Regions from separate parts of the Homo sapiens genome. Here all the other regions are linked to region 1. Evidence: chromatin loops called from intact Hi-C (ENCODE). Cell type or tissue: endothelial cell of umbilical vein. All regions are shown on one strand. Each heading gives the region's core, and the rest is flanking DNA. Links, peaks and the distances in the headings are about the cores only.

What was found. A loop is a pair of places that touch in the nucleus more often than their neighbours do. Peaks named below come from ENCODE experiments on the same cell type or tissue, not always from the same donor. Only the 100,000 strongest peaks of a DNase experiment are listed, where the experiment ranks them.
Region 2: it touches region 1 in a loop (14-fold over the local background); 102 of 110 quality-filtered maps call a loop at or near these places.
Region 3: it touches region 1 in a loop (13-fold over the local background); 40 of 110 quality-filtered maps call a loop at or near these places.
Region 4: it touches region 1 in a loop (5-fold over the local background); 19 of 110 quality-filtered maps call a loop at or near these places.
Region 5: a loop joins it to region 1, with 24 times the contacts of the local background. A loop is called at or near these places in 20 of 110 quality-filtered maps.

The regions. Positions count from the first base shown.
Region 1 is chr3:108,486,249-108,492,780 of GRCh38, reverse strand. It overlaps MYH15 (myosin heavy chain 15), which reads left to right. Exons shown (of 41, transcript NM_014981.3): 9 at 186-281; 10 at 6,255-6,358. Among named protein-coding and RNA genes, the nearest start is that of MYH15, 21 kb to the left of the region's middle. In endothelial cell of umbilical vein, for the core only: a CTCF peak has its summit at 2,910 (motif pointing left); DNase peaks (open chromatin) are centred at 2,880 and 3,990; H3K27ac peaks cover 281 bases.
Region 2 is chr3:108,549,569-108,556,100 of GRCh38, reverse strand. It overlaps CIP2A (cellular inhibitor of PP2A), which reads left to right. Exons shown (of 21, transcript NM_020890.3): 18 at 1,612-1,725; 19 at 2,371-2,453; 20 at 3,728-3,867; 21 at 4,782-6,237. The coding sequence ends at 4,952. It also overlaps a transcript of MYH15 not described here. Among named protein-coding and RNA genes, the nearest start is that of CIP2A, 37 kb to the left of the region's middle. In endothelial cell of umbilical vein, for the core only: a CTCF peak has its summit at 3,332 (motif pointing right); a DNase peak (open chromatin) is centred at 3,350; H3K27ac peaks cover 313 bases.
Region 3 is chr3:108,912,869-108,918,621 of GRCh38, reverse strand. GUCA1C (guanylate cyclase activator 1C) reads left to right here. Exons shown (of 4, transcript NM_005459.4): 3 at 2,408-2,495. Among named protein-coding and RNA genes, the nearest start is that of GUCA1C, 38 kb to the left of the region's middle. In endothelial cell of umbilical vein, for the core only: a CTCF peak has its summit at 3,406 (motif pointing right); a DNase peak (open chromatin) is centred at 3,431.
Region 4 is chr3:108,658,888-108,665,419 of GRCh38, reverse strand. It overlaps DZIP3 (DAZ interacting zinc finger protein 3), which reads right to left. Exons shown (of 33, transcript NM_014648.4): 20 at 3,448-3,543; 21 at 3,163-3,290. Among named protein-coding and RNA genes, the nearest start is that of DZIP3, 72 kb to the right of the region's middle. In endothelial cell of umbilical vein, for the core only: a CTCF peak has its summit at 3,085 (motif pointing left); a DNase peak (open chromatin) is centred at 3,059.
Region 5 is chr3:109,078,701-109,085,232 of GRCh38, reverse strand. All of the region lies in intron 8 of MORC1 (MORC family CW-type zinc finger 1), which reads left to right. Among named protein-coding and RNA genes, the nearest start is that of MORC1-AS1, 19 kb to the left of the region's middle. RefSeq lists an enhancer at 3,214-3,383. In endothelial cell of umbilical vein, for the core only: a CTCF peak has its summit at 3,040 (motif pointing right); a DNase peak (open chromatin) is centred at 3,152.

The DNA.
Region 1 (6,532 bases), core at 673-5,672:
GAAATGGGGTCTCACTATGTTGCACAGGCTGTTTTCAAACTCCTGGCCTCAAGTGATTCTCCTGCCTTGGCCTCCCAAAATGCTGGGATTACAGTTGTGAGCCACTGCGCTCAGCCTGATTACTTTTCTTCTACATTTTGCAAGAATGCCTAAGTATGAATTTTTATTCATTTCTCATCATCCAGATTTGCTTGAAAAGTCCAGGGTGATTTTCCAGCAGGCTGGAGAGAGGAACTACCACATATTCTATCAAATTCTATCTGGACAAAAAGAGCTTCATGGTAAGTGTAGGATTCTGGAGCTTAGGGTTATTCCAAAACAAGAAAAATAAGTCATATTTGGGGGATGAAAAAGTGTTATTCGGTAAGTTTCTTAGCCTATTTAGACCTCAGTATATTCATCCTTAAAACTTAGGGAATTGAATCAATTATAGAACTAGTGTTGTATAATTTTATATGGACAGACAGTAAATAGCAACACTTCTTTTTCAATTTGGTAGCAAAAAGAAGCAGAGTATTTGGAAATGGGTAGGATGCCCAGCAGAGGTGAGTGAGTGTGTGTGTGTGTGTGTGTGTGTGTATAAAAGCATTAATTTAAGGCCTTAATTAGAGCTACATGGGTGGTATAGATAAGGACCAGGGGAGGGAAATAGCATCATAGTGTGTGGTGGTCAATGGGAGTTTTCTCTCTTTTTTCTTTTTTAATAGAGATGGGGTTTCACCATGTTGGCCAGGCTGGTCTCAAGCTCCTGGCCTCAAGAAATCCTCCCACCTTGGCCTCCCAAAGTGCTGGGATTACAAGTGTGAACCACCGTGTCTGGCTCAGGGAGTTTTATAAAGAAGGGGAATTTAGGTTGGGATATGAAGAATGGGAAGGGGATTCAGTCAGACAAAGTGAAGAGTGGAGGCTACTTCTGGTAGGAGGAAGAGTGTACACAATGTTGGGAAAGGGCAAAGCAGGAGCAGGGAACAGAGAGACCAGGTTGATTAAAGGAAAAGGTTTGCACAGAGGAATAGTGGAGATTTTATTCCGATGGTTTCTGAACTCAGGGAGTTGGCAGAGCAAGTGTGTTGTGGGGGGTGCGGCAATAGGAGGTCATGATTTATTGAAGGCAGTGTTTGGGACGATTAAGCTGGTAATGGGCAGGATGGTGTGGAGGCAGAGACTTGGATGGAAGGGATTGCAAATGTCCCAGTATGAGATGACAAGACAGTGATCTAAGAGAGTGTCTGAGAATGGAAGGGTGGGGGAAAAGGGATAGATGCATGGAAGAATAGACAGGTCTTGGTAGAGACTGAATGTAAGAATGAGGAAGAGTGATGAGTCAGTCAAAAATATCCCCAAGTTTTGTGATTTGATTAGGAGAATGATAGTGCCATAAACATAAAATAAGAAAAAAAATGTGGAATAAGGGAATGAATTTCATGTATTTATTCAACAAATATTTATTATGGAGCTGCTATGTGTACACCAGGCACTGCTTTTTAATCATAGGGGGTACAGTGGTGAACGAGGTAGACAGGCCTCTGCCCATATGAGCTTATAGTCTAGTATGGAAGACAGGCAACAAATGAGTAAAGAATACATGATCTAGGCTGGGCGTGGTGACTCCTACCTGTAATCCCAGCACTTTGGGAGACTGAGGCAGATGGATTGCTTGAGGTCAGGGGTTTGAGACCAGCCTGGCTAACATGGTAAAAACCAGTCTCTACGAAAAATACAAAACTTAGCCAGGCATGGTGGCAGGTGCTCGTAATTCTGGCTACTCAGGAGACTGAGGCAGGAGAATCACTTGAACCCAGGAGGCGGAGGTTGCAGTGAGCTGAGAATGTGCCAGTGCACTTTAGCCTGGGCAACAGAGTGAGACTCTGTCTCAAAAAAGAAAAAAAAAAAACCATGATCTAATTTCTTTGTAGGTTATATGGCAGGTCTATAAAGAACAATAAAGTACAGTGAGGGGACAGAAAGAAATGGGGTTTGGTAGGGTTGTGGATAGTTCTATTTTAGATGAAATTGTCAGGGAATTTCTCTGAAAAGACAACATTCTTTGCAGACACCTCAATGAGTAAGGGAGCAAGTAGGCAAAGATTTCCAGGAATAAAATCCCAGGAGGAGGGAACAGTGAGTACAAAGGTCCTGAGGCAATAATGCATTTGATTTATTCTTGGAATAGCAAAATGGCCACTGTGGGTGGTAGAGTAGAGAGGGTAACGTAGGGTAAAATAGGCAGGGGCCAGACCATGCAGTGCATTGCAGGCCATGGCAGACCATTTAAAGTGGCATAGGAAGTCATTGGAAGGGGAGAACTACACGCTGATTTGATTTCCGAGGTATTGCATTTGAGGTAAGCCTTTGAGGACAACAATGCTCCCACAGAAGTGGACATAGGGTAAGATTACAGATCCAGGCTAGTAAACTGATGGGAACAATTCTCCCAGTCCATTATGCTTAGACTAAGTATGGTATAAATCTAGCAGTGTTTTGACTACTTGGTTTTTAAAGTACCCTTACCAAATGGGGAAAGCTCTGCAAACGAGACAATTATTTTTGCCATAGATGTAATTGGTGTCATGTAAGCAGCACGTATTCTCCTCCCCACCTTCTCTCCACCTCAACCTGGAACAGGATTTTTTTTGATCTTCCATTGATTAGTCCTATCAAATCTAACACTCTTGACATGTGTTTCTGGATGGTATAGAGCAACTGACACGTAAGATCTAATGTGGGTACCAGCAGAGACTGCAAGATTATTTTCAGAGCAACTCTGTTTACTAATAGAAGCATCTGATGCCTTTGGGCTGCTATGGAAAATGCATGCTTATCCTGAGTTCATTTATCTTCTTCGGTCTTTGGGGGTTGCTGAGATTGATTACTGTGCAAAGTCTGACATCTGGTGGTCCAAATTGGGTATTGTCAGTCTACCTGTTTTAGCACCCATTGTCCTTTTGGGGGACATTTTAAAAGATGATCTGGAACTCTTACCATCCATGTTTGCTAAAGAAGAGCTTCAGAGTATCCTGAGGCTTAATACAAGAGGGCATATCTTAACGATATGAGGATGATGTCCACATATCCTGAAATATGAGGATTTGTCCATACTACAAAAGAATTGGGTATGGAAATCACAGCAGAGAGGCTGGTCACCCACTGAAGGAGCGAAGGAAATGAGGTGACATGTTACCTCAGAGCCAGCCCCTATTTGACCTCTACATGGCCATGAGCACCCCTTCACTCCTTTGCTCTCAATTATATCTGACCCTTGTTCCAGGCATAGCTAAGGCTCATTTCTTCAGTTCTTTTGGACAGGGCTCATTCAAAATCCTTAGTTCTTACTGCCGTCTGTATAGCTTGGTCCTACATATATTTTCCCTTTTCTCCTCTTTTTCTTTTGACTTTTTTTCTTTCTATTTATTTATTGTGTCTATTCTTGCTATTCAACTAGTGTATAAATTCCAGGAGTGATGGTAAGTGACCAAGAGGTCCTTCCGTCCTGGAATCCTTGACATTTGGCCTCAACCCTGTGTATTCACTTCATAAAGTATACAACAATTGTGCATCATCAAGAGAGAATCTACTGAATGAACAGGAAAAAATATTTGCAAACTGTACATCTTATAAGGGCTGAATATCTAAAATATATAAAGAACTCAACTCAATAGCAAGAAAACAACTGGATTAAAAAATGGATAAAGGACCTGACAGACATCTCTCCAAAGAAGACATGCAAATGGCCAACAGGTCTATGAGAAAAGCCTCAACATCAATAATCATCAGGGAAATGCAAAGCAAAAACCATAATGAGATATTGTCTTACTATCAGAAGGCAAGAGATAACAAATGTTGGCAAAGATGTGAAGAAAAGGCAACCCTTTTTCACTGTTGAGTCAACTGTAAATTACTACAGTCATTATGAAAAATGGTATGAAAGTCACTCAAAAGATTACAAACAGAACTACCATATGATCCAGTCATCTACTACTGGGAATACATCCAAGGGAAATGAACTCAGTATCCTGAAGAGGTATCTGTACTTCCATGTTCAATGCAGCATTGTTCACAATTGCCGAGATAGAGAAAAAACCTAAGTGTCCATGAAGGATGACTGGATAAAGAAAATGTGGTATATATACACAATAGGATACTATTATGCCTTTAAAAAAAGAAGGAAATCTTGGCTGGGTATGGTAGCTCATGACTGTAATCCCAGCACTTTGGGAGGCCCAGGAGGGAGGATTGCTTGAGCCCAGGAGTTCAAGGTCAGCCTGGGCAACATAGCAAGACCCCGTTTCTACAAAAAATTTAAAAATTAGTTGAGCATGGTGGCATACACCTGTGGTCTCAGCTACTAGGGAGGCTGAGGTGGGAGGATCACTTGAGCCTGGGAGATTGAGGCTTCAGTGAGCTGTGATCATGCCACTGCACCTTAGCTTGGGTGACAGAATGAGACCCTGCCTCAAAAGAAAAGGAAAGAAAATCTTGTTATTTTTGTCAAGTATGGCAACATGAATGAACCTGAAGGACATTATGCTAAATGAAATAAGGCAGGGACAGAAAGACAAATACCACATGATCTCACCCATGTAGAATCTAAAAAAGTTGAATAAGTTCAGAAGATCTATTGTACAACATAGTGATTATAGTTAATAACAATGTATTATATACTTGAAATGGCTAACAGAGTAGATTTTAAATATTCTCACCACAAAAAAAAAAGTATGTGAAATGACAGATACATTACTTAGCTGGAATAAGCCATTCCACAATGTATACATGTATCAAAACATCATGTTGTACACCATAAATATATACAATTTTAAATTGTCAATTTAAAAAATAAAAATCATTTCAAAAACAAGTACTGTAAAAATTTTTACAGGATATTTTTATTAAAATACACATATTCACCTTCTGCTGGATTTAAGCTAGGCCAATTTTATTTTTAAAGTTTTATAAAACAAATTTATTGATGTTCTTTTCACCTAAAGTACACTGCACGTGTTTTAAGTATATAACAGGTAAGTGTTAACATATATATGAGTGTGTATGAAACTGTCACCACAATCAACATAATGCATGTATACTTTCAAAAGTGTCCTTGGATCTTTTATAATACCTCCCTCCTGTCCCTTTTCACTCATTGGAGCCCTCCTTTCCCAGCCCCAGTCCCTAAGTAACCACTAATATGCTTTCTGTCACCACAGATTAGTTTGCATTTTCTAGAATGTTTAAAGACAAAATCATAGAGTGTATATTCTTCTTGTCAGGCTTATTTTACCCAGCATAATTATTTTGAAATTCTTCCATGTTCTAGCACGTATTTATAGCTTATTCCTTTGTTTGCTGAATAATAATCCACTGTATGAATATACAACAGTTTGTTAACCCATTCAACTGCAGATGGTTATTTGACTTGTTTTCTAACAAAACTGCTATGAACATTTATGTAGCCCAATTTCTTTGTTTCTGAGATTTGGAGTTCAAGATAACCGATTTTCACTTTATTGAGCAATAAATAGAAAAATAAGATCAGCTCAAAAAAACTTCACTGGGAGCAAGTGTTGGACAGTGAAAGGTTAATGTGATTCTGCCAAGTCAGCTGATGATGCGCGGCTGACAGCCTGCCTCTGCTTCAGCCTGGATTATGTTTCCTGACTAAGTGAATCATGTCAGGACTCTTAGACATATCAGGGTGCAGCACTGAACACAGCAGCTGATTTATGGATCCCTTGAAAGACAGACTCAGTTCTCTAATAGCGAGGATGTGATGTGACAGGGTTGCCCTGCTAATGTTCCCTGGGCGCTGACCCCAGCTTCTGGCTGCTTCGTAGCTTTTGAAGCTCAGGTCTGTTCTACTTATAATTTTACAAAATACTTTTATCCTCCAGCCCTCAGTCATAAATCTAGGCCAAATTCCTGTTTTCAGAGTTTTGCCAACACACATTACGTGTCTTTTTGTTGTTGTTGTTGTTGTTTGTTTGTTTTTGTTTTTTTTTACACCAATTGAAACTGCTGCAATTGAATCCGCTTTTTGAATTTGCCAGCCTGTCTTCTCTTGGGAGGCATTAACACATGACTGACAAGTTAATAGAGGGCAAACATTGATTGTAGAAGTTTGGGTCTAAAATATGGATTTTATTTTGGCTTGTTTACAAGTATGATATAAACTGTAGACTAAACTGCGAATATTGACCAATTATTTTCTAAGGCCTTGCAGATTTCTTTAAGCTGTTTAACGAATCGTTTTCCCACTCTAGACCTGCTCCTGGTATCTGCAAATCCCTCAGACTTCCACTTTTGCTCCTGTGGAGCAGTTACTGTGGAGAGCTTGGATGATGCTGAAGAATTGCTGGCCACAGAAGTAAGGCTTGTTAGTTGTCAAAGCAAAATCTGGTAATGGCAATGAGAAATGAAAGACAGAATCTTAGAGTTCTGTTCTTAGGGACCCAGAGAAGTGGTCTTGCTTCCGTAGGGGTGTAGGGCTGCTTCTGTCCAAAGTTTACTTATTTATGAGAAAACTGCACATTGTCAATAT
Region 2 (6,532 bases), core at 692-5,691, 63 kb before region 1:
CTGATAAAGTGTAGTATTAGTGATAAGCCAAGTTGAGAACGTCAGCAGTGAAGAAAATACGTTATAGAACTGAAATGGGTTCCATTTGCTCAATACAGTAAAACCAGGTATCTGCACCAAGGTTTGCAGTGATAGAAAAAAAGGCTTTTACTGCAGGGTGCCAAGTAAGGAGGAGCAGGCAGCCAAATGCTCAAATACTGACCTCCCCAATAGCTTGCAAGCAAGGATTTTTAAAGGCGAGTAAATTTCAGGAAAGTGGAAGTTACAGACAAAAATCATAAATAAATAGTTAAAGGTTATACATTGGTTTAAGTTTAAAGGACAGGATATTGTGAAGCAGGGGCTTACAGGTCATGGGTAGACCCAAAGATTTTTCGATTTGCAGTTGGTTAAGGAAGAGCAGCTTTGTTTAAACATTTGGGGTCAGTAGAAAAATGTTAACTAGCTAGGGAGAGTGACTTTGTTCAAGACCCTGAGAAAGAAACTTAGAACAAAGAACAGTGGTTAAAATTCAGCCTTCATTTTCTCCTTACCTGAGCTCTACTTGTCAATGGATCTGGTCAGTGGGCTTCCTCAATGAGGGTCCGGGTCTCTGAAATACAACTCAGGGACATGTGTTAAGTTGTTTTCTTTAAGTTCTATAAAGAATCAAGTATCACTGGTACTCTTAAGTTTGTTAACTTTGATTTAGGCTACTATTACCTTCCTGTTTAACAAGTTACTTATTTACTTCTAGGGCTATCTAGGTCCCTGGAATTTCCCTTGAGTGAACTCAGGATTTTCCTTTATTTTCCAGCTTGAGGTCCTCAGACCTCCTAAAAAGGGGATACCTGCTTTGTCTCACATAGAGAACCTAAGAGATAGGCAGCGTCCAAGAAAAATACGTGGTTTCTAAGACCTGCTTATGTTCCAGCTAGTGATTTAGGGGCTAGAAGGTGAAATTCCTTGAATGGACAAGTGGATAACATGTAAATGAAGCTGGCTGGGGAAAAGGTCATTTGTAATGGTCAGGACTGTCTAAAGGCACTCAAACTCAGATTGTTAAAATTCCTGTATGGATTAGATACAAAAACTGCTGGCCAAGTTTGGCTACTGGTTTTTTTTGTTTGTTTTGGTTTGGTTTTTGGGTTGCTTTTTAAAAATCTTTGTGCTTAGTGAAATAAAAAAGACATTTTATGCTTATGGTAGTTGAGTATCAAAGTATTACTTTAGAAAGGATTTTTTTCTGTGTTTACCTTGCAGGTAAAATACTTAGGACTATTAGATGCAGAGTTTTAAAGAGACAAATGTAGAACCCTAAACTTATTTATAGCAAATTATGTAATGCAATATCATCTGTAAAATAAGGCTTTATATCCATAAATATGAGATTAATGCCCCACACATTTCTATTTCATAGTAATTTTTACCACATCAGTCAACCAAAACATGTATTTACTGCCTTTTAGAGTAGATGAAATTCTGTTTATGTCCTGCTTGTTCATAACATTCCTTCTCTTCCAGCATATGCAATTTGGTTAGAAGAGATAGTAAAGAAAACACTGTGAGCTTCTTTTCTCCTTCATATGTTTTCCTCCATAATGATGCCAACTCATTTTCTTGTCTTTTCAGAAATGAAAGTACTGAAAAGAAGAATAAAGATTTACAGATCACATGTGATTCTCTGAATAAACAAATTGAGACAGTGAAAAAGTTGAATGAGTCACTCAAGGAACAAAATGAAAAGTAAAATCTCTAGTTCTATATTCTGAATATGTGGGATTTTTCAAAAACAAAATGATTCCCTTTATATAGAACATTGTTTTTTATTGATAAAATTAATAGAATTGTCACTTATTTTAGATATAAGATATGTATTTGGTGGAAGTTACAGGCAATTGCTGTTCTTAGAAATTTTGTTTTAAAGGCTGGGCATGGTAGCTCACGCCTATAATCCCAGCACTTTGGGAGGCTGAGGTGGGTGGAGCGCATGAGGTCAGGAGTTTGAGACCAGCGTGGCCAACATGGCGAAACTCTGTAAATACTGAAAATACAAAAATTAGCTGGGTGTTGTGGCGGGTGCCTGTAATCTCCGCTACCCAGAAGGCTGAGGCAGGAGAATCACTTGAGCCCGGGAGGCAGAGGTTGCAGTGAGCACAAGATCATGCCACTGCACTCCAGCCTGGGTGACAGAACGAGACCTTTTTTTTTTTTTTTTTTTTTTTATATTTTTAGTAGAGACGGGGTTTCACCATGTTAGCCAGGATGGTCTCGATCTCCTGACCTTGTGATCTGCCCGCCTTGGCCTCCCAAAGTGCTTGGTAGGGAGAAAAAGTTACAAATGGTATATGGTTCATTAATGTTTTCTTCTATTTTTTTTAATAACTTCAGAAGTATTGCCCAATTAATAGAGAAAGAAGAACAGAGAAAAGAAGTACAGAATCAGCTAGTAGACAGAGAACATAAGCTAGCAAGTAAGTGGCTTCTTATTTAATACATTTTCTATTTTTAATGTATTTATTTTGGAAGCATGAGTGGTTTTGTTTGCTTTTTTATTTTCTACTTATTGTTTTAAACTTTAAATCATATTTGGAATGGCTTCCCTTTTCTTGACATAATGTTTCACAAAAGCAGTTCGGTTTAATCAAGTTGAAAAAGTGGTACGTTTTTTAAATTTAGGAGCTATAAGAAATTGGCCAGGCACAGTGGCTCACTCCTGTAATCCCAGCACTTTGGGAGTTGGAGATGGGTAGATTGCTTGAGCTCAGGAGTTTGAGACCAGCCTGAGCAACATGGTGAAACCCCATCTCTACAAAAAATACAAAAATTTAGCCAGGTGTGTTAGTGTGCACCTGTAGTTCCAGCTACTCAGGAAGCTACAGTGGGAGAATCTCTTGAACCTGGATGTCAAGGCTGCAGTGAGCTATGTTCACGCCACTGCACTCCAACCTGGGTGACAAAGCAAGACTGTCTCAAAAAAAAAAAAAAAAAAAAAAAAAACAAAAGGAAAGAGATGATTGACCATTTAATTTAATTTAATTTTTTTATTATTTCAACTTTTAGAATCAGGGGGCATGTGTGCAGGTCTGTTACACTGGGTATATTGCATGACACGGATGTTTGGGGTATGGATCTCATCACCCAGGTAGTAAGCATAGTACCAAATAGGTAGCAATAGGTAATTTTCAACCTCCTGCCAACTCTAGTCTGCAGTGTCTATTGGTTCCATCTTTAAGTCTGTGTGTACTCAATGTTTAGTTCCCACTTAGAAGTGAAAACTTGGAGTATTTGGTTTTCTGTTCCTTCGTTAAATCACATAGGATTATGGATTGCCCTTTTCAAAATAAAAAAATGTTGAAGGAACGTAACAGCAGGTGGCAGTATTAGGTAACTTTTAGTTACTAGCTTCTTAATGGTATATTTGAAATGATCCTGAAAAACATTTTTGTTCTCACTTGCCTTAGAGCGCAGGCACCTACCTATATAATTTTTCATAGTTGTAGCTCTCCCTTTTCTAACCCTTACACTTTTGAGAATTGTCCTTTACCTATATAGCATATTATATTTAGAACAGAGGATGGAAGAAAGACATGGAGATTTGGTATTTTCTATAGAATACTGTCATAAGAGAAGTTTCTCTTCCTTGTTCTAGTTATTTCTCTTTTGCTCTTACAGTAGCTACTAGACCATTTCAGAGTAGTCAGTGTAAGACCTCTGAGTATAATACTTGACTTTTTTTTCTTTTAAGATTTGCATCAAAAAACAAAAGTACAAGAAGAAAAGATTAAAACCTTACAAAAGGAAAGGGAAGATAAGGAAGAAACCATTGATATCCTTAGAAAAGAATTAAGCAGAACAGAACAGATAAGAAAAGAGTTGAGCATTAAGGTAAGAATCTGTTCCATTTCTCATTTGCAGTAAAATAAAAAAGTCTGTTGTGAAAAGGGTGAATATGGATAAAGGAATGTACTGTTTCTTCAGCAAATTTTTTAGAAGATATTAGGATCTCAAAGCAGCTTGAGTATCATTTGTTATGAGGTTTTCATAATGTATTTTCTAAAATAGTTAAGCAGTTATTAAACAGATACTTTGTGTCAGCACCTGGTATTTTCAAGTGTGCAAAGAATACAGAAAGGGGTTACCAGTACTTGATGTCATATATAGGTAGCTGTATAATTTTCACTTTAACAAATATTATATAATGTGTTAATAAATATTTTCAACTTACAACTGAAGAAACTGAGTCTGAGGTTACTTACTAAAGTCACACAGCTAATAAGTGAATCAATAGGTATATATTCTGAATCTGAGTCCGGGGTTCTTTCTATATTACCATGGTTGCATAGCTTGAGTGGTAGCTATGAATTGTACTTTCTGGCCCGTTTACTACCAGGAAGATGAGAACAGACTAGGATTAAAGACTGATCTACTACTACTACTGAGTAACAGAAGAGGCATAAAATTTAGTACCACATTTACAGTTTTTCTGGTTCTGCTTTAATGTGATTATCTTATTAGTAATTTTAATATGTAGTGTGTAGTATTTTCTGCAAAATTTCAGCTGCTGGCATTAACTTAAGACAAGTTGAAAGTGTATTCTCAATTTGTATTATATTGTTTAATGATTATTCATTTTAAACTTACCATGTAATTGAATTAACTGAAGTATAATATTTATAGTATGTCTTGAAATGGTTGTTGTACAATAAAAAATAAAAGCATCTTAAAATATATGTATAGAGAAAACATTAAAGTTATTTTTCTTCTCAATTCTTCCTCCTCCCCCAACCCCAATTCCTTAGGCTTCCTCCCTAGAGGTTCAAAAGGCACAATTAGAAGGTCGTTTGGAAGAGAAAGAGTCCTTGGTGAAACTTCAGCAAGAGGAATTGAACAAACACTCCCACATGATAGCAATGATCCACAGTTTAAGTGGTGGAAAAATAAATCCAGAAACTGTGAATCTCAGTATATAGACATTATGGCATTTTGGAATTTGTAATCTCATGATATTTTTGATGTATTTATCTATTGGAGGGGGGGTGGGTAGGGGAGTTAATTTGTGACTTCGTAACAATAAGAAGTTATTATCTAATTTAGTAAAGACCCTGATCTGTTGCATGTTTTTTATTTGATAGTTTGAATAGAAATTTAATTTTCTAAGTTTTACTTTTTGTTTCTGGCTTTTATGGCTTAAGGTTTTCTTTGGTTCTTACATTAGAAAATCATTTTTAACCTCCATTATCATTTTTCTAAGGTTCTTTCCTTTTTCTTAGTTGCTTTCTATTCTGTTTTGCCTGTCTTATTTATTCTCATTTGTGATTATTTAGATCTTAAGACCAAACTTTCTTGGTATAACAGTCCTAAAGATTACAAAATAAAAATATAGAGAGAGTAAAAGTAAAAAGTAAAGTAAAAAGAGAGAAGGTATGATTTTACTGCTAGAGAAGTTTGTCTCTGAAGAAGCACAAAAGAAAATATTAGTGAATTTAAAATAATTTTTATACTGCTGTAGCATAATTTCTAAATTTGAAAAAAATGCAATGGTAATAAAATGTATAAAAATTAGAAAACTGTCATTGTGTTAAACTATTACATTTAAATGATTACATTTAACACAATAGCTGTCTCATAAAAAATCTAAGAACTTGTAGAATTATTTGTAAGGTATATTTAGTGTTTTTTTCTCTTTTTTCAAATGTTGCATAGTGGTCCAGATCATCTATAATTAATTATAAGTTTCTTATGATTTACATAAGGATAATTTGGATTCTACTCTTGCTGCATATTCAGAAAAATATTATTTACTGTTAATTCTGATATGAATTGTATTTAATTTGTTGTCCTAATAGTTTTTAATTGGTTCATTTAATTTTAAAGCATAGGTTAAATATCTTTATTTTTTTTAAAATACAAGGGTCCTTCTGTACTTTTCATTTGAATCATATCCTCTAACTACTCTGTAAGAAACGTTTTTACATCAATATTTTGATTGATTTTATTGCTATACCAATACAGTCATTAATTTTACTTGGTGTTTTCTTCACCATATGTCTGTTTGATTTAAGTGAATTTAGATTTGTACAGTTCTGGAAATTTTTTAAAAAATATTATGCAGAGTAAAACATTTTAAATTACTATTTGTTCTATAGAGGAGATACATTCTGTTTCTCTTTTGAAATTGCATGCATTTTCAACCAAATATGAAAAAGTTTAAGTGGATAGATAAGACTGAAGAATAAAAGGGTCTATAAAATAAAAGAGACAAAACGTTAAAGAAAGAAATGAATGAATGAACCAAAAATTCTAGGGAAAATCAATTTATCTTTCCAATTTAGACATCTTGAGACAGCCTAGCCTAGTGCTACCCTATACAATTTTCTGTGATAATGACAGTGTTCTATGATGTCCAGTCCCATAGCCAGTGGCTAAAAGTGGCCATTGAGCACTTGAAATTTGGCCTTTGCAACTGAAAAAACTAAATTTTTGATTTTATTAAATTTAATTTTGATAACCATCCTGTTAGATAATGCAGATCTGTCCCATTCTCACAAGT
Region 3 (5,753 bases), core at 754-5,753, 430 kb before region 1:
AACAGTCAAGAGAAAGGTTTTTAAGGATTTTTGAGGGACATTTGTTTAGTAGGACCCCCCAGGTCAATAACATGGGGATGTTAGGAAACCATTGAGATGTGGTTGTATCCTGCAATTTGAGGGCCACAGCAGTGAGTGTCTGAGTCATGAGTGAGAAGTCTAAAGAAGCAAACAGTGGCAGCAAGGGTGCACATTTTGGAAGTATCTGCCTTCCTAGAATTTGTTGGGACAAAGGATGCTAGGGTGTTTTCCATAGATCAGGCATGGAACACTGTGAGAGGAAGCTGGCATAGAGCTATGTTAGATCTTATCCTGCAGAGCCACTGGAAGAGGTGAAGAAAACTCAAAGCTGCAGGTAGACCTAGAGTACTGTCTATTCAGGGGACATTTCACAATGTCTGGAGACATTTTGGTGAGTTGGAGAGTAGAGAGGGCGTAGGGCTGTTGCCATCTATTGCTCAGAGACCAGGGATGCCGCTAAGTATTCAACGGTGCACAGGACAGCCCTGAACAAGAAAGAATTGCCTAGTCTAAAAATGGCAATTGTGCGGATTTTAAGAGTTTTTTTTATTTTTTTGAGACGGAGTCTCGCTCTGTCACCCAGGCTGGAGTGCAATGGCACGATCTCGGCTCACTGCAACCTCCACCTCCTGGATTCAAGCGATTCTCCTGCCTCAGCCTCCTGAGTAGCTAGGATTACAGGCGCCCGCCACCACGCCTGGCTAATTTTTGTATTTTTAGTAGAAACGGGGTTTCACCATATTGGCCAGGCTGGTCTATGAACTCCTGACCTCGTGATCCGCCCACCTCAGCCTCCCAAAGTGCTGGGACCAAAGGTATGAGTCACCGTGCCCGGCTGCAGATTTTAAGAAATTCTAAGCGGGAAAGGGACCAGCTGGAATCAAGATGCATGATTCATGCCTACAGAATTGCAGGAGAGAGAGTCTACACCTCTCAGGCCAGGGAACACTGAAATTAGCTAATGGGGACAGTACTTGCCAAGTGAGAACTCTCCTGCTTCCCTTTCTCTCCTGCGTCCTCCTGCTCCCACATAGGGAGTACTCAGAGACTGCGATTAGGAAACTAGGGAAGAAAGAGTGCATATAGTAAATGAGGAAGGAAAGAAGAAGAAGAAAAAAAAGCTTCTTGCCTATCCCCTGATCCTGCTGCTTCTATTAAAAAAAAGAAGGAAAACGGAGCAAGCTGAGGACTCCCTCCAAAAATATTATCCCCTCAGTGCTCCTCCACTTTCCAATCAGTATTTCACTTTCACTTATATGACCTGAAGATTGGTGATGAACAAATCAAGATCTCACAATTTTTTATCATGACTTTTTATGTGGGCTAATATCACTTCAGAATGTGGGGATACTGGATACTTGGCCACATTTTCTAGGCTTTTGAAGCCTCTGACCAAACACTGAGAAATCCTTAAAATTTTCTTCAAATGTGATGCTGTATGTATGTAACTATTACTTTAAATACTGTCCTATATTTAACCATGAGATCCATCAGACCTAAACTTGCTAAAGCCAAGACTGGTTAATAATGATAATAAAAAGCTACCATCATTTATTATGATTACTCCTGGAACTCAAGTTTGGTAATGCTTGAGAAGAAGCAAGAGAGAGAGAGTCATATTTATGATTGTGTCCTCTAATTGAAATATGTTGCTAGAAGTTTTTCTAAAGATTCCTTCATGTTCAATCAAGATAGTTATGTTCAAATTCCCAAATGAATAATCCTCTTTCATTTTATTTTGAAGTTCTATGTCAAGTCTGGGTCATTTAATTTAATCACCTTGGAGTTAGGGGAGGCTGGCTACATCTTCCCTCTAGGAAGGCTGGAAATGTCATTTGCCCCCTGGGCCCTGACAGTATGTGGGAGAAATTCAGGGCCCTTCTAAGGTGTATATATCTGTCTCCCCAGTCAATCATTCCACAAAAGGGCACAAAGAACCAGGGGTGCCAGCGGTGGAAGCCGGAGAGGAAGCTTGAGACTCTTACAGCATTGTGGTCATCCTTTTACTTTCATCCATAAGACCCAAATCAATCTGTCTGAAATTGAGAGCAATATCTGTTTTCTGGGTCTGGAATTCTTATGATCATGACCACTACAATATTTTCTCCAATGGGCTCATTGCATCTGTTGTGATCTAATATGTTGAATGGATCCCTGTATGCTGTATAAAATAGGGCTTCAGTCTTTATTCAGTTCATTTAATTTCCAAGTCTCATTACCCAGAACTGACATACAATCTTTTCTTTTTATTTACTTTTAACAACTGGTACAGGTTGGATAGCAACCGACAACACATCCCCAAATTCTGTCACATCGGAGCAGAAATGTTGCAAAATGTATTTGCTTCCAGAAAAGTTGACCTCTTTCATTTAATGTCTTTTTGCAGGCGGTACAAGCCCTCAATGGCCAGCAAACTCTGAGTCCTGAAGAATTCATCAACTTGGTGTTCCATAAGATCGATATAAACAATGATGGTAATGGAGCTACTCTCTACTGGATCACTTTTCCTACAAAGTAGGAGATGGTGGTAGTGGGGAGTGTTATTTAGACAAAAGCAGGAACCATTCAAGAGAACCCTAGTTGTGACTTAGGCTTCATAATGGGACCAATCCAATGTTCTCAGTATGATTCAATTGAGTAAATATTTATTGATCATATTCATTTCCAATGTGTGGTGCTTGACATGTTGGGATATATAAAGAGTAAAGGTGAGATGAGCAAATAAATCAGAATAATATAGGATGAAGTAAGTACCTTCTGCTGTTTGCTCTGAGACACATTCTATTAATCAGTTCCTCTCCACTGGAGAGGAAAACTCTCCAGTAACAGAAAACTTGAGCTTATAAATAAACTCAAGTTTTCCCTACTGCAGAAAACTTTCCTTCATTTATGCTATCTTCTTCTACTATCAGGCTTTTTTCTTCCTTTGGACTAAACATTTCTGGAGAAGAGTCCACACTTGCCTCCATTTCTGCTTTTTCTACCTTTTCTATCTACATTTCTGCTCTGATTATTTCTCCATCTGCTCTTTCTACTCTGTAATCTGGGTTCCTGTTTAGCTCAGAGGAGGTACCTTTCTTCTTCAGAGGTAGGAGTGAAGAGAGAAGACACAGACAGCCCAAGAGAAATGAGTGCTTCTACCATGTAGCTTTGATATCAGCAAACAGGTAGGTGAGCATAAAGACTTGAGATTGAGGCAGAAGATCTAGGAATGGTCCTTGAAAAACAGAAAATTTGACATTGTTAAAAATATAGGATATTAGTAAAAGGTTTAAGAAAACGGATAAGAGGCATTGGCATGCCAATCACAGTTGTCATCATTCCAAAACTCCTTCCAAAGGCATCAACCTGCCCACCATGCATCACTTCTTCTGGTGGACACAAGAGGGCAGTAGAGACACATGTTCCCATGTTGAGTGTGACAGGTTGTACTAGTAAAATGTGGCAGCTCAGCGTGGCAGGATGGGATGGTGAGGCCGGGAGGAAGCTCAAATGCAGCCACTGCTGCAAAAAAGCCAAACGACTGGACAAGAGTATACTGCTCAAGAAAGAAATTTGAAGATGCATCAGTTGCATCAATCTTCTTCTCTTAAGCACCTCGGTGTAGATCTGCCTCTCCTGAATCTCAATTCAGTATGCTCACTTACTAGTATACTGACATCAAATAATGAAACATGTCAGTACATGTGAAAGCTTGTAAGAAACAGAGTCAGACTACCCAGAGTAGATAAGGAGGCTACGTGCAGCCAGGAAAGGACCAGAGAAATGGAGAGTGGAGGGTCTGATGAGGACAATGAAGACTTTATTTGGAATATGCCACTGAAAATCGTGGTCATCGAACTGGAGAAATGCTGTAGATTTTATTCTGTTTCACTTTGTTTTTAATCTTAGAGGTGCTGCAGGATGGCAGGGATTGGAGTAGAGTAAATCATCCATTTCAGCCTGGGGCTGAAAGCACTGATGTAGAAGAATGAGTACTCCGGAAGTAGATGGGACATCACAAAGTTTTAAGACTTGGTTTATACAGTGACTTTCAAAAGGGCAGGTCAAGAATGTTTAATAATATCCATGAACACTGCTTCTAGTGCTAGGAGTGAGGGGAATAGGAAAGTGACCTTCCTCGGAGAAGTACGAAGATTTTGGTATTCTTAGGAAAACACTAAGATTCTATTAGTTTGAGGACACAGATAGTGTATTCGAGAAAACATGAATATGATTCAGGACTTTTTGTTTACTATCCAAGAAGGTTCCCCAAGGGCAAAGTATAAGGAATCGATAAAATGGGGACTGTGATTAGAAAGGAACTTGAAGTAGAAAGGGCTGGGTTAAAAGAGACGTGAATTCAGAAAAGAGAAATTGTGCCTGGGCAATAGCTGAGGTTACCTGAAGTTAGAGAGATGAGCTCTTTCACTTACAACAATAAGTCAGCGACAGAAAAAAGGAGATGAATTATGGTTTCTAGAATAGTTTATAAAACTAAATACACTAATTGTTTCCTCTTATAAAAACTTGTATTACTATTATTATTATTATTTAAAATGGAGTCTTGCTTTGTCACCCAGGCTGGAGTGCAGTGGTGTGATCTCGGCTCACTGCAACCTCCGCCTCCTGGGTTCAAGCAATTCTTCTGCCTCAATCTCCCAAGTAGCTGGGACTACAGGCTCCCCCCACCATGCCCAGCTAATTTTTGTATTTTTAGTAGAGACGGGGTTTCACCATATTGGCCAGGCTGGTCTCGAACTCCTGACCTTGTGATCCACCCTCCTCAGCCTCCCAAAGTGCTGGGATTACAGGTGTGAGCCACCGTGCCCAGCCCCAAAAACTTGTATTTTAAGTAAAAAAAATATACGCACATCCACATCTATATACACTTTGGAGTACCTATGAATCGCTATTTCTTAGCAAATGCATATACAGAACTAAAACTGATAGAACTTGCTTTTGTATAAAAATTATTGACATTTGTTACATCGTTTCATCATGAGACAGCTGGATCATTCCATACATCAAGAAAAAGATGTTAACAAATGTGCTGGTGAACAGAGACAGCCCAGTGTAATCAAAGACAAGGAAGAAAAAGTGATGAAGACATAAAAGGTTGATATTTGCAGAAGTACAAAAGGATTTGGCCAGTATTTGACAGAGAAGAATAATATGAAGTGCTTCATTTACAAATAAAGGGGGAATTAGCACCACAGAGGAGAATGTCTATTCACATTTGTAAAAGCTAAACTCTGTATACCTCAAATATAATTTTTTATTGTTCATTATCATTGTTATCAAAACATCAGCATTGATAGAAATAGAGATGCTCAATTAAGTATACCAAAATGCTGTTGACTGTACACTGACATATATATATATATATATTTATTTCTCAAAATAAAAAGCAAGCACATCATTATGCCGATAATATAATGAATATTGAAACCAAAAGTAAAGATGATCACAGCACACAAAGATACAACTAAAAAGACTTTAGGTATGCATATGAAAATCCCAATTTGATTGTTAATTGTTTGCAAAAGAATGGTCAACATCACATCTGTTGTGACAGAAAAATACACAACAGTTGTGAAATATTCTAAACATAATTCTCATAATAGCAAATCAAAGTTAGAAGGTTAAGCAAAATAAAGGTACAGGATTAATGCTAGATTTATAACAAGATGAAGAGCTATGAGCTCCACAAAGGCCAGAACCATTTCCGTTTTGTTTACTTTGATATTTCC
Region 4 (6,532 bases), core at 970-5,969, 170 kb before region 1:
CTTCAGATTGAGTTCATTCTATTCATCTGTCCCCAAGTTCACTGATTCAATCCTCTGTCATCTCCACTTTACTAGTGATTATATCCAGCAAGTTTTAATTTCAATCACTGTATTTTCTAGTATATAATTTTCATTCTTTATTATAACTTATTTCCTTACTGAGATATTCTAGGTTTTCATTTGTCTCAAGATTATTCAATTTTGTTGAAGCATTTTTATGATGGTTGCTTTAAAATCTTTGTCAGATAATTCCAATATCTGAATAATATTAATATTGTCATTTGTTGGTCTTTTGCCTTTCTTGTCTGAATTTCCTGGTTCTTGGTATGATCTGTGTTTTCTAATGTAGCCTAGATATTTTGAATATTATGAGACTCTGGGTTCTATTTAATCTTCCTATTTTTAGCAGGCAGTCTCCTGTTGAGGCATAATGTAAAAGCCAAGGAGGTGTGTATGCATGGCTTTGCACTGAGCTCTACCAAAAGCACCCCAGGAAAAGTGGGCACTGACTCACACTGCCTCAGTGCAGACGAGAGATGTACAAGTTCAGCTCCCCTCCCAGTCCAACTGACACCTTCCCATGAAAGTGGAGCACCAGCTCACACTGCCTTTTTGCCTCCAAGTGGAATATAAGATCAGCTCCTTGCTGGGCCCTGCTGACATTAGGAAAGGAGAAAGCAAAGGACTGACAATACTTTGTTGCTGCAGGGTGGAGGCAGAAGTTCAGCTCCCTGTTGTGCCCTTCTGGCACCAGCTGAGGGAAGGGGGGAAAAGGGAATACCAACTAGCCCCATGGGTGAAGACTTAATTCCTAGTGAGAGGGAGTAAGGATGAAGCCTAGTATTGACTAGTTTTGTCTCAGACTGGCTTAAGTAACATTGGTGCTGGGTAGCAGCAGAGGTTCAGCTTTCAGCTGGACCACACTGACACATCCTGGCAGAGGAATTAAAGCACTGTCTCCTTCTCCCCAGTGGAACTTGGAAGTCAGCTGCTTGCTTACTACTGCCAACACTACCCCAGCAGGAAAATAAGATTGCTGCTACTTACTTATGTTAGGTAGGAGAATCAGCATGTACTGCCTACTTCCAAGGGGTGGTGTGGGGCCACTGGTGTGTGGCTGCAGTACGGTGGGTATTGTCAAAAAGCCTTTCTATTGTTATAATTTCCTTTTACTGATCCTTTGGCTAGAAGGGACAGGCTTTTCTCCCCCTGTGCTTATTAGCAATTCCAGGTTGAAGGCTTCTGCAGTGTCCCGAGATATATGGGAGGCAAAGGAGAAAACTTACTGCCAGCTCATTCCTCAAGTCTCAATGTCTTTAGACAGCATGCTTTCTTATTCCGTCTTCTAGAGTGTTCCTATGCTTGTCTGTTGTGCTATATCCAGGGTGCTTAAGTTTCAAGAAGAAACAGCTGTGAGGAATAGGACTATACATTTTGGTGGACCTGGAAGTCTCTGTTTTATGTAATTTTATCCTTACATGTTAATCTACACTCTCCATTAGATCATAATGAATGTCTCACACATCTTGGTATCTTCTACATGTGCCTTCCATAAGTTTTCTAATATAGTAGGCCCTTGATAAATGTTTGGTGAATGCCCAACACGAAATGTTCATTTTGTGAAGACATATGCATCAGCAAAAGTGGACTGCTTATAGCCTGAAGCATGTAAGAGTGCATGGGTCAGCGGTAAAGAGTTGCGGAGGGATATCTTCAGATGGAAGAGAGGTAGCTCATCTGCATTGATGGCAATGCTTTTCTAATCTTTGATATTATATGACATATTTCTGGACTGGTCATCCCCTTTAGGCTAAAAGATGAAGTTTTGAATGCTGAAGTACAGTTTCTTTTTTTTTTTTTTTTGAGACAGACTTTTGCTCTTGTTCCCCAGACTGGAGTGCAACGGCACGATCTCGGCTCACTGCAACCTCCGCCTCCTGGGTTCAAGCGATTCTCCTGCCTCAGCCTCCCGAGTAGCTGGGACTACAGGCATGCGCCACCATGCCTGGCTAATTTTGTATTTTTAGTAGAGATGGGGTTTTTCCATGTTGGTCAGGCTGGTTTCGAACTCCCAACCTCAAGTGATCCACCCGCCTCAGCCTCCCAAAGTGCTGGGATTACAGGCATGAGCCACCGCATCCGGCCTAAAGTAAAGTTTCTTAAGTGATTGCAGCCAGCTTCGTTTGTCTAAGTTTTCTTAAGTCCTCACAGCCTTCTGAACTTGAAGGATCTCTCTAACTCTAGTCAGGGTAAGTCTGACAATGTTTGTAAGTGAAATTATGTTGTCAGAACTATGGCACCTAGTTCTTCCTGATAACCCCTTCATGTAGTAGATACAATATATGAGAGAAAAATTAAGACCTAAATCTCTGGCAAATATTTCCCCAATTTATAAGAAATATCTTGGACTCCCCATTCAAAGACATTCGAAGCACTTTTCTATTCTCCCTATCAGCATTCTAGAAACTGCAATGGATTTTAAACTAGACTTCTTGGATGGCTGGTGTCTTATGGTATTACTGTTTATTAAAATAATGTGCTACAAACTATGCTACTATTTAAACAAATACAGGTTGGAAGCAGTGATTAGTACAAAAAGAACAAAGCAGGTTACTAATTTTTCCCTAAGTCAGTCAGAATTTTTGGTCTGAAGGCATTTAATACTTCAGGTTTAGGAGAAAAGAGATTGGGGTAAGGGGGGAAAGAGTCTCTCCCAGTCAAACAAACAAACAAAAAGATTTGTTTTCAATCTCGCAGGCTTAGAACACAAATGAAAGACCAACATAAAAATACACTCAACTGATTCCTTGGTGTCTTTAAGGAATGTACTCATATACTATATAGAAACAGCCAATCATTGGTCACATTTTTACAAATTAGAGTCATGACCTGAAAGTTAATTATCTTTCTCATGTAATTCTATTCTTTTCACACTTGTTCAGCCAATACATGAAAAGCTTGATATATAGTGTGAGCAGCTGCTTATTTCTCAATCCAGTTGGCAAGACAAAAATATGGTTGGTTTTTAAACAAGTGCAGTCGTGTGGTTGAGGTTCCTAATGTGTAGTCACAGTGCCACCTAGTGGTTATGCAGAGATTAACTATTAAAGATACTGTTTATTACGGCGCAGAATTTCCCTTTATCAAAAGATTTACACTTACTTGGAAACCTTATTGATTCCAAAAGCAACTTGTTGATTAAGAGATGCGATAATTTTGTCTTTCTTTTTAATCTGCATTTGGTTTTCTTGCCACCGAAAAGTCACTGTTCTCAACTGTCTTTTGAAATCCTGATCAATAAAAAATATTATTTCAGATAATTATGTTCAAGTCACCAGAAATTGAAAGAAAAAAGCAAACTAAGTTCTTTTCAAACAGAAAGCACCAGTAAGTTTAATATTTGAAATACTTCTCACTTCCATCAGATCTAATGGCAAAAATACTTACTTCACACTGATAGTGCAATTTATAAAGCTGCCTTTGACGAGCAAGCCTTTCCTTTTCAGTTTCTCCATAGTCTGTAGTTACTTTGCCAGCTGAGCCCTATTGAGCACAGGAAATATGCATGTATTATTTTCCTCAAAAAAAAATTTTAGTTATTTGAAAGGGATTTAAAGTTGCCATCTAACTCCTTTCACGTTTTTTGTCTCAAGTCAAACACTCAATTTAGATAAACCCACCTCCCCTCAATTACAGCATTTAATAAACAGTACCAGTTACTTGCCTGTTGCTGCTGCTGCTGGATACCACTACCGGCATGCTTACCATTTCTTTTTTTTTAATTATTATACTTTAAGTTTTAGGGTACATGTGCACAATGTGCAGGTTTGTTACATATGTATACATGTGCCATGTTGGTGTGCTGCACCCATTAACTCGTCATTTAACATTAGGTATATCTCATAATGCTATCTCTTCCCCCTCCCTCCACCTCACAACAGGCCCCGATGTGTGATGTTCCCCTTCCTGTGTCCATGTGTTCTCATTGTTCAATTCCCACCTATGAGTGAGAACATGTGGTGTTTCGTTTTTTGTCCTTGCGATAGTTTGCTGAGAATGATGGTTTCCAGCTTCTTCCATGTCCCTAAAAAGGACATGAACTCATCATTTTTTATGGCTGCATAGTATTCCGTGGTGTATATGTGCCACATTTCCTTAATCCAGTCTATCATTGTTGGACATTTGGGTTGGTTCCAAGTCTTTGCTATTGTGAATAGTGCTGCAATAAACATACGTGTGCATGTATCTTTATAGCAGCATGATTTATAATCCTTTGGGTATATACCCAGTAATGGGATGGCTGGGTCAAATGGTATCTCTAGTTCTAGATCCCTGAGGAATCGCCACATGGACTTCCACAATGGTTGACCTAGTTTACAGTCCCACCAACAGTGTAAAAGTGTTCCTATTTCTCCATATCCTCTCCAGCACCTGTTGTTTCCTGACTTTTTAATGACTGCCATTCTAACTGGTGTGAGATGGTATCTCATTGTGGTTTTGATTTGCATTTCTCTGATGGCCAGTGATGATGAGTATTTTTTCATCTGTCTTTTGGCTGCATATATGTGTTCTTTTGAGAAGTGTCTGTTCATATCCTTTGCCCACCTGTTGATGGGGTTGTTTTTTTCTTGTAAATTTGTTTGAGTTCATTGCAGATTCTGGATATTAGCCCTTTGTCAGATGAGTAGGTTGCAAAAATTTTCTCCCATTCTGTAGGTTGCCTGTTGACTCTGATGGTAGTTTCTTTTGCTGTGCAGAAGCTCTTTAGTTTAATTAGATCCCATTTGTCAATTTTGGCTTTTGTTGCCATTGCTTTTGGTGTTTTAGACATGAAGTCCTTGCCCATGCCTATGTCCTGAATGGTATTGCCTAGGTTTTCTTCTAGGGTTTTTATGGTTTTAGGTCTAACATTTAAGTCTTTAATCCATCTTGAATTGGTTTTTGTACAAGGTGTAAGGAAGGGATCCAGTTTCAGCTTTCTACATATGGCTAGCCAGTTTTCCCAGCACCATTTATTAAATAGGGAATCCTTTCCCAATTTCTGTTTTTGTCAGGTTTTTCAAAGATCAGATAGTTGTAGATATGTGGCATTATTTCTGAGGGCTCCGTTCTGTTCCATTGGTCTATATCTCTGTTTTGGTACCAGTACCATGCTGTTTTCGTTACTGTAGCCTTGTAGTATACTTTGAAGTCAGGTAGTGTGATGCCTCCAGCTTTGTTCTTGTGCCTTAGGATTGACTTCGCAATGCAGGCTCTTTTTTGGTTCCATATGAACTTTAAAGTGGTTTTTTCCAATTCTGTGAAAAAAGTCATTGGTAGCTTGATGGGGATGGAATTGAATCTATAAATTACCTTGGGCAGTATGGCCATTTTCACAATATTGATTCTTCCTACCCATGAGCATGGAATGTTCTTCCATTTCTTTGTATCCTCTTTTATTTTGTTGAGCAGTGGTTTGTAGTTCTCCTTGAAGAGGTCCTTCACATCCCTTGTAAGTTGGATTCCTAGGTATTTTATTCTCTTTGAAGCAATTGTGAATGGGAGTTCACTCATGATTTGGCTCTCTGTTTGTCTGTTATTGGTGTATAAGAATGCTTGTGATTTTTGCACATTGATTTTATATCCTGAGACTTTGCTGAAGTTGCTTATCAGCTTAAGGAGATTTTGGGCTGAGATGATGGAGTTTTCTAGACATACAATCATGTCATCTGCAAACAGGGACAATTTGACTTCCTCTTTTCCTAATTGAATACCCTTTATTTCCTTCTCCTGCCTGATTGCCCTGGCCAGAACTTCCAACACTATGTTGAATAGGAGTGGTGAGAGAGGGCATCCCTGTCTTGTGCCAGTTTTCAAAGGGAATGCTTCCAGTTTTTGCCCATTCAGTATGATATTGGCTGTGGGTTTGTCATAGATAGCTCTTACTATTTTGAGATACATCCCATCAATACCTAATTTATTGAGAGTTTTTAGCATGAAGGCGTTGTTGAATTTTGTCAAAGGCCTTTTCTGCATCTATTGAGATATCATGTGGTTTTTGTCTTTGGTTCTGTTTATATGCTGGATTTATTGATTTGCGTATGTTGAACCAGCCTTGCATCCCAGTGATGAAGCCCACTTGATCATGGTGGATAAGCTTTTTGATGTGCTGCTGGATTCAGTTTGCCAGTATTTTATTGAGGATTTTTGCATCGATGTTCATCAGGGATATTGGTCTAAAATTCTCTTTTTTTGTTATGTCTCTGCCCGGCTTTGCTATCAGGATGATGCTGGCCTCATAAAACAAGTTAGGGAGGATTCCCTCTTTTTCTATTGATTGGAATAGTTTCGGAAGGAATGGTACCAGCTCCTCCTTGTACCTCTGGTAGAATTCGGCTGTGAATCCATCTGGTCCTGGACTTTTTTTTGGTTGGTAAGCTATTAATTATTGCCTCAATTTCAGAGCCTGTTATTGGTCTATTCAGAGATTCAACTTCTTCCTGGTTTAGTCTTGGGAGGGTGTATATGTCGAGGAATTTATCCATTTCTTCTA
Region 5 (6,532 bases), core at 872-5,871, 590 kb before region 1:
TTTGCTTTTGAGTTCTTACACACACACAGACACATACACAGACAGACACACACACACAGACACATACACAGATAGACACACACACACAGACACATACACAGACAGACAGACAGATAGACACAGACACACCCCTTTGCCCAGATCAATTTCCTGGAGAGTTTCCCCAATGTTTTCTAGCTAGCTTTCTAGTAGTTTCATAGTTTTTGGTCTTACATTTAAGTCTTTAATTCACTTTGATTTGATGTTTGTATATGATGAGAGATAGGGGTCTAGTTTCATTCTTCTGCATATGTATATTCAATTTTCCCCGCACCGTTTGTTGAGGAAACTGTCCTTTCCCCTTTGCACATTTTTGATGGCTTTGTCAAAAATGAGTTGGCTATAAATGTGTGGATTTATATCTGGGTTGTGTCTTCTTCTGTTCCATTGTTCTGTGTCTGTTTTTGTGCCAGTACCATGCTGATTTGGTTACTATAATTTCGTAGTGTATTTTGGAGTCATGTAGTGTGATGTTCTTTGGTTTTTTTTGATCAGGATTGCTTTGGCTATTCAGTGTCTTCTGTGGTTCCATATAAATTTTAGGATTGTTCTTCTATTTCTGTGAAGAATACCACTGGTATTTTGATATTCTATTGAATGTGTAAATTGCTTTGGGTGGTATTTAATATTTAACAACATTAATTCTTCCAATTCATGAGTGAGGAATATCTCCATTATGTTTCAAATTCTCTTCAGTTTCTTTCATAAGTATTTTATAATTTTCTTTGTATAGATCTTTCACTTCTTTGGCTAAATTGACTTCTAGGTGTTTTATATTCTTTGTAGCTATTATAAATGGGATTGCTTTCTTGATTTCTTTTTTAGATTGTTTGCTGGTGGCATATAGAAATGCTACTAATTGTATGCAGCTTTTGTATTCTGCCACTTTACTGAATTAATTTATCAGTTCTAACAGTTTGCTGGTGGTGTCTTTAGTTTTTTGTAAATATAAGGTCACATCATTCTGAAACAAGGCTAATTTGACTTCTTTCTTTCTGGTTTGAATGCCCCATATTTCTTTCTCTTGGCTAATTGCTATGACCAGAACTTTCAGTATTATGAATAAAAGTGGTGACAGTGGGTGTCCCTGTCTTATTTCAGATCTTAGAGGAAAGGCTTTCAATTTCTCCTCATTCAGTATAATGTTAACTATGTGTTTATCATACATAGTTTTTATTATTTTGAGGTATATTACTTCTTTACACAGTTTATTAAGGGTTTTTATCATAAAGGGATGTGGAATTTTCTTGAATGATTTTTCATCATCAATTGAAATGATCCTAGGGTTTTCTCCTTGATTCTGTTAATGTGATGTTTCACGTTTATTTATTTGCATATGTTCAAGCATCCTTCCATCCCTGGGATGAATCTCATTTGATAAAGATGAATGATCTTTTTAATGTGTTGATGAATTCGATTTGCTTGTATTTTATTGAGGATTTTTACATCTGTGTTCGTCAGTGACATTGGCCTGTAGTTTTCCTTTTTGGTTGTATTTGTCTGGTTTTGGTATCAGGGCAATGCTGGCCTTGTGGAATGAGTTTGAAAGAATTCCTTCCTCTTCAGTTTTTTTGAAGAGTTTGAGTAGAATTGGTATTAGTTCTTCTTTAAATGTTTGGTACAATTCAGCAGTGAAGACATCAGGTCCTGGGATTTTCTTTGATGGGCACCTTCTTATTACAGGCGTGAGCCACTGCGCCCAGCACTATATTACTATCTCTTAACAGGTTGCTGTAGATATTATTGTTTTTGATAGATTTGTCTTTTGGGTTTCATACTAGCATAATGAGTAGATTGTACACCACAATTATAGTATTCTGGGTTTGTTCATGTAATTAATTTTACCAGTGGATCTTGTATCTCGAAAAGGTTTTTTTTTTTCTTTACCTTAGTATTTTGTTTTTTTCAGATTGAAAAAATACTTTTAGCATTTCTTGTAAGATGGGTCTGGTGGTGATGAATTTTGTTTGTCTAGGAAATGCTGTATCTGTCTTTTATATTTGAAGGATAGCTTTGCTGGATGCAGTGTTCTTGAATAGCAGCATTTTTTTCAGCACTTTGAAAATATTGTTTCACTGTCTACTGTCCTGTATGATTTCCATTGAAAAGTATATTGCTAGACGAATTGGAGCTCCTTTATGTGTTACTTGCTTCTTTCCTCTTGCTGCTTTTAGGATTCTCTCTTTGTCTTTGACTGTTGAGAGTTTGATTCTTATATGCATTGGGGTAGTCTTATTTGGGTTGGATCTGTTTGGTATTTTCTGAGCTTCCATACCTGGATATTGGTCTCTTTCTCAAGTTTGGGAAAATTTTCTGTTATTATTTCTTTGAGTAAGCTTTCTAACCCTTGCTCTTGCTTTATTCCCTCTTGAACACCAGTAATTCTTAGATTGGTCTTTCGAGGTAATTTTCTGTATCTTGTAGGCATCTTTGTTTCTTTCATTTTTTTTTACTTTTTGCTCCTCTGTGTATTTTCAAATAACCTATCTTTGAGCTCACAGATTATTTCCTCTACTTGATCTATTCTGTTGTGCAGAGCCTTGAATGAATTTTTTAGTTCAGTAAGTATATTTCTCAGTTCCAAGATTTGTTTGATTTTTAAGTTATTTCAATCACTTTATTAAATTTCTTTAATTACTGAATTACTTTTTTGTGTTACTTTGGAGACCACTGAGTTTCCTTAAAACTATTATTTTTAATTCTTTATCCGAGAGCTCACATATTGCTTTTTCACTAGGGTCAGTCACTGATTCCTTGCTTTGTTTGGGCAGGTCCTGCTTCTCTGTTTGCTGTTGTTTCTTGTGGATGTACATCTATGTCTTTGCACTGAAGGATTAATGACCTCTCCCAGTCTTCTCTGTCTGGTTTTTGTTTTGTTTTGTTTTCACTGGGTATGTTTGCTTGAAGATTATTCGTAATTTACCTGGTGGTTTTTTTTTTTTTAAATTTTTCTCCTAGGTTGCTGCCTTCTTTTCGGCACTAGGTGGTGCTATAACCCAGGTTGGCCTTGGCTCTAGTAAATCATCAGAGCACTGCCCTGTCCTAAATAGGGAAAGTCCTAAGGGGGATTCCCCAGCAGTGTGGGAAGGTTGGCTGGGGGTTTGTGCCCAAGGGACCTGTGGAACATACTTCCTGCAGTGTGATGCTGCTGAACGGCCACTTGATTTGTCTGAGTTACCTAGCACAGTTTCCAGGGCTGAGGACAGTAGTTTCCTACTGTCCTCAAGGACGTTTCTCCCTCCAGACACTTGTGAGGCTTCTCGTGGATTGAAGCAGGGACAGATCTCCTGCTGGGGAACCCAGGATAGTGGGGAAGCTGGTTGTTCACCTTGCTCTCACTTTTTCTGGTATAGAAACTGTGAGTCAGGAGGAAATTTTCTGCATATTAGAAGATGGGCAGATTGGGGGAAAGATCATCATGGGTATGAAAGTTCAATTCTTGGCTGGGCGCAGTGGCTCACGCCTGTAATCCCAGCACTTTGGGAGGCCGAGGCAGGCAGATCACGAGGTCAGGAGTTCGAGACCAGCCTGGCCAACATACTGAAACCCTGTCTCTAGTAAATATACAAAACTTAGCTGGGTGTGGTGGCACATGCCTGTAGTCCTAGCTATTCAGAGGCTGAGGTGGGAGAATCACTTGAACCTGGGAGGTGGAGGTTGCAGTGAGCCAAGACCGTGCCACTGCACTCCAGCTTGGGTGACAGAGTGAGACTCTGTCTCAAAAAAAAAAAAAAAAAAAAGTTTAATTCTTGTACCATCTGCTAAGAATTTTTTCATTTCACTATGCTCTGGAAACTTTCCCATCCTGATATTTGAGTTCTGTGGTATTGCTGGTATTAATTTTGGCACTGTCTATTTGTTTTTGGTTTTCTGTTGTGGGGAATGTGAAGCCAGCTTGCTTCTACTTCTGCACCACCATTTTGGAAGCAGAAGTCTCTCAATCTGACTTTCAGCATTGTTATTTGTCTTATAAAATTTTTCAATTTTTTTGAGCTTGTATCTGTCAACATTTTTCTTTGTTTTTCTTATTTTGTAATTTTCAGCTCAAAAATGCTTTCCTTAACCATGATTTAGATGTATTCTCTTATAATTTACTCTAAGAATCTTAGTTTATTTCTTTATAGTCTTTTAATCTATCTTGATTGTTTTTGAATATGGTGCAAAGTGTGTGTACATGGAGGGTGAAGGATTAATTTAATATTGTTCTAATAAATCTATATTTATGAAATAGTTCAGCCTTTTCCACTTATGTGAAATAAATCAGTACTATAAACTAAATTTTTATCATACATGGTTCTGTTTCTGGATGAACTATTCCTTTTCATTGATATATTTTTCACTTCCTGCCCCATTAGAACTTAATTGCTACAGCCTTTATAATGTATTTTAATATTTAGAAGGGCAAATACCAAGCCTTTCTTTCACTGTTCTTTTAAAAATCATTATTTGCTATTCTTGCAAATATTCTTTTTTTATCTGAATTTTAAAAATCAGCTTTTCAAGTTTTATTATAAAATGCTCTTGGGATTTTGATTGGTAGTTCCTTGAATTTATAATTAAATGGGAGAGAACTGGCACACTTATACGTTGGTTCTTATTCCAATCTTCTTTTATATAATTGAATGGAGTTTTATAACATCATAATATATCATAGTAATTAAATACAGGAGTTTGAAGGACTGTCTGGGTTCAGTTTATAGTTCTATAAGCTGTATTATTATGGTGATAGTTTGGCTGTGTCCCCACCCAGATCTCATCTTGAAATCCCATATGTTGTGGGAGGAACCTGGTGGGAGGTAATTGAATCATGGGGGCAAGTCTTTGCTGTGGTGTTCTTGTGATAGTAAGTCCAACAAGATGTGATGGTTTTAAAAAGAGGAATTCCCCTGCATAAACTCTCTCTCTCTTTACCTGCTGCCATCCATGTAAGACGTGACTTGCTCCTCCTTGCCTTCTGCCATGATTGTGAGGCTTCCCCAGCCATGTGGAACTGTAAGTCCAATTAAACCTCTTTCTTTTGTAAATTGCCCAGTCTCAGGTATGTCTTTATCAGCAGTGTGAAAATGGACTAATACATGATATGGGAAAGGAATTTAGCCTCACAGGACCTCAGTTTATTTATCTGAAAATAATGTTGATAAAAATAATAGTATTATATCCAGGGGTTGTTGAGAAGATTAAGTGATTTATGACATGAAAAGTGCTTAGGACACTACCTGACACATAATATGTACTCAGTGATTGTTAGCTGTTATTACTTCTTCATATAGTTCTAGTATATTTCTTGTTAGGTATATTTTTGGGTATTTTATGACTCTTCTTGGTATTCATATAAGATTTTTTTCCTCCGTTGCTTTTCTAATTATTCATTTGTTAAAAACCATTGATGTTTGCCTGTTGATTTTATATCTGACCACTTACTGAACTCTTTTATTCTAATAGTTTTCATTAGATTTTCTGTATAGTCTTATCATCTGCAAATAAGGACAGCTTTGTGATTTTGTGTCTTCTGTTGCTCATCCTTTTTCTTTTTTCTTAATTTAGTTGGCTAGTTAAATAGAAGTGGTAATAGTAGGTATGCTTCTTTGCTTTGTTTTTGTCTTAATGGCATTTTTTATGTTTGACTATTATATGTGATATTTATTCTAGTTACTATTCTTTTTAATCAATGGCTTTTGTGAAATTGAGAAATGTATTTTCAGTTTATAGAGTACATTTTGTTTTATTTATTTTTTTGTGTGAGGAAATGTGATTCTTATTCTTTTCTGCATAATAGCTGTATTCTACAGGTTTCAATTTTAATGCTTTTTGACATCTGTTGAAGTGATTTAGTTTTGTTTTTCTCCTTTAAAGTAGTGTTTTATTATGAGAGAGTTTATGATGTTGAGTGATCTTTGCATTCCTCAGATAAACCCAACAAGATCATGATGTATTATTCTTTTACATGACTGTGTTCATTTTGTTGATCCTTTAAATTTTTTGCTTTTATGTTTGCACATGAGACTGGCTGTAACTGTGCTTTTATTATCATTTCCTTATTTAGTATTGATTGGTATATAGATTATGGTAGCCTCATAGAATGAGTTGGGAATTTCTTCCCCCATTTCTATTATTTGGAAGAGTTTACGTAAAGTGAGTCTTTTGTCTGCCCATAGATTTTTTAGAACTTCCTTGAAAATCTGGTTGCCTTATTACTTTATTTCTTTTATTACTTTTTAATGGTGCTAAGACTGTTATTCTATTCAGATTTTGGAATTTTGGGGCTTAAATTTGTCATTTATAATTTCTTATAAAAACATTCATTTTATTTATATTTTCCAGTTTGTTGACATGGAGTTTTTATAAAATTTATGTTTTCCTCTGATAGATTTTGTTCACTTTTTCTTCTTATATCATGTATTCTCCCATCTCTCTTTCTTGGCCAAAGAAATTTATTTCAATTGACTTTAAAAATAAAACAGTTTTGGATTTTTAAAATTAAGTCTGCTGGGAT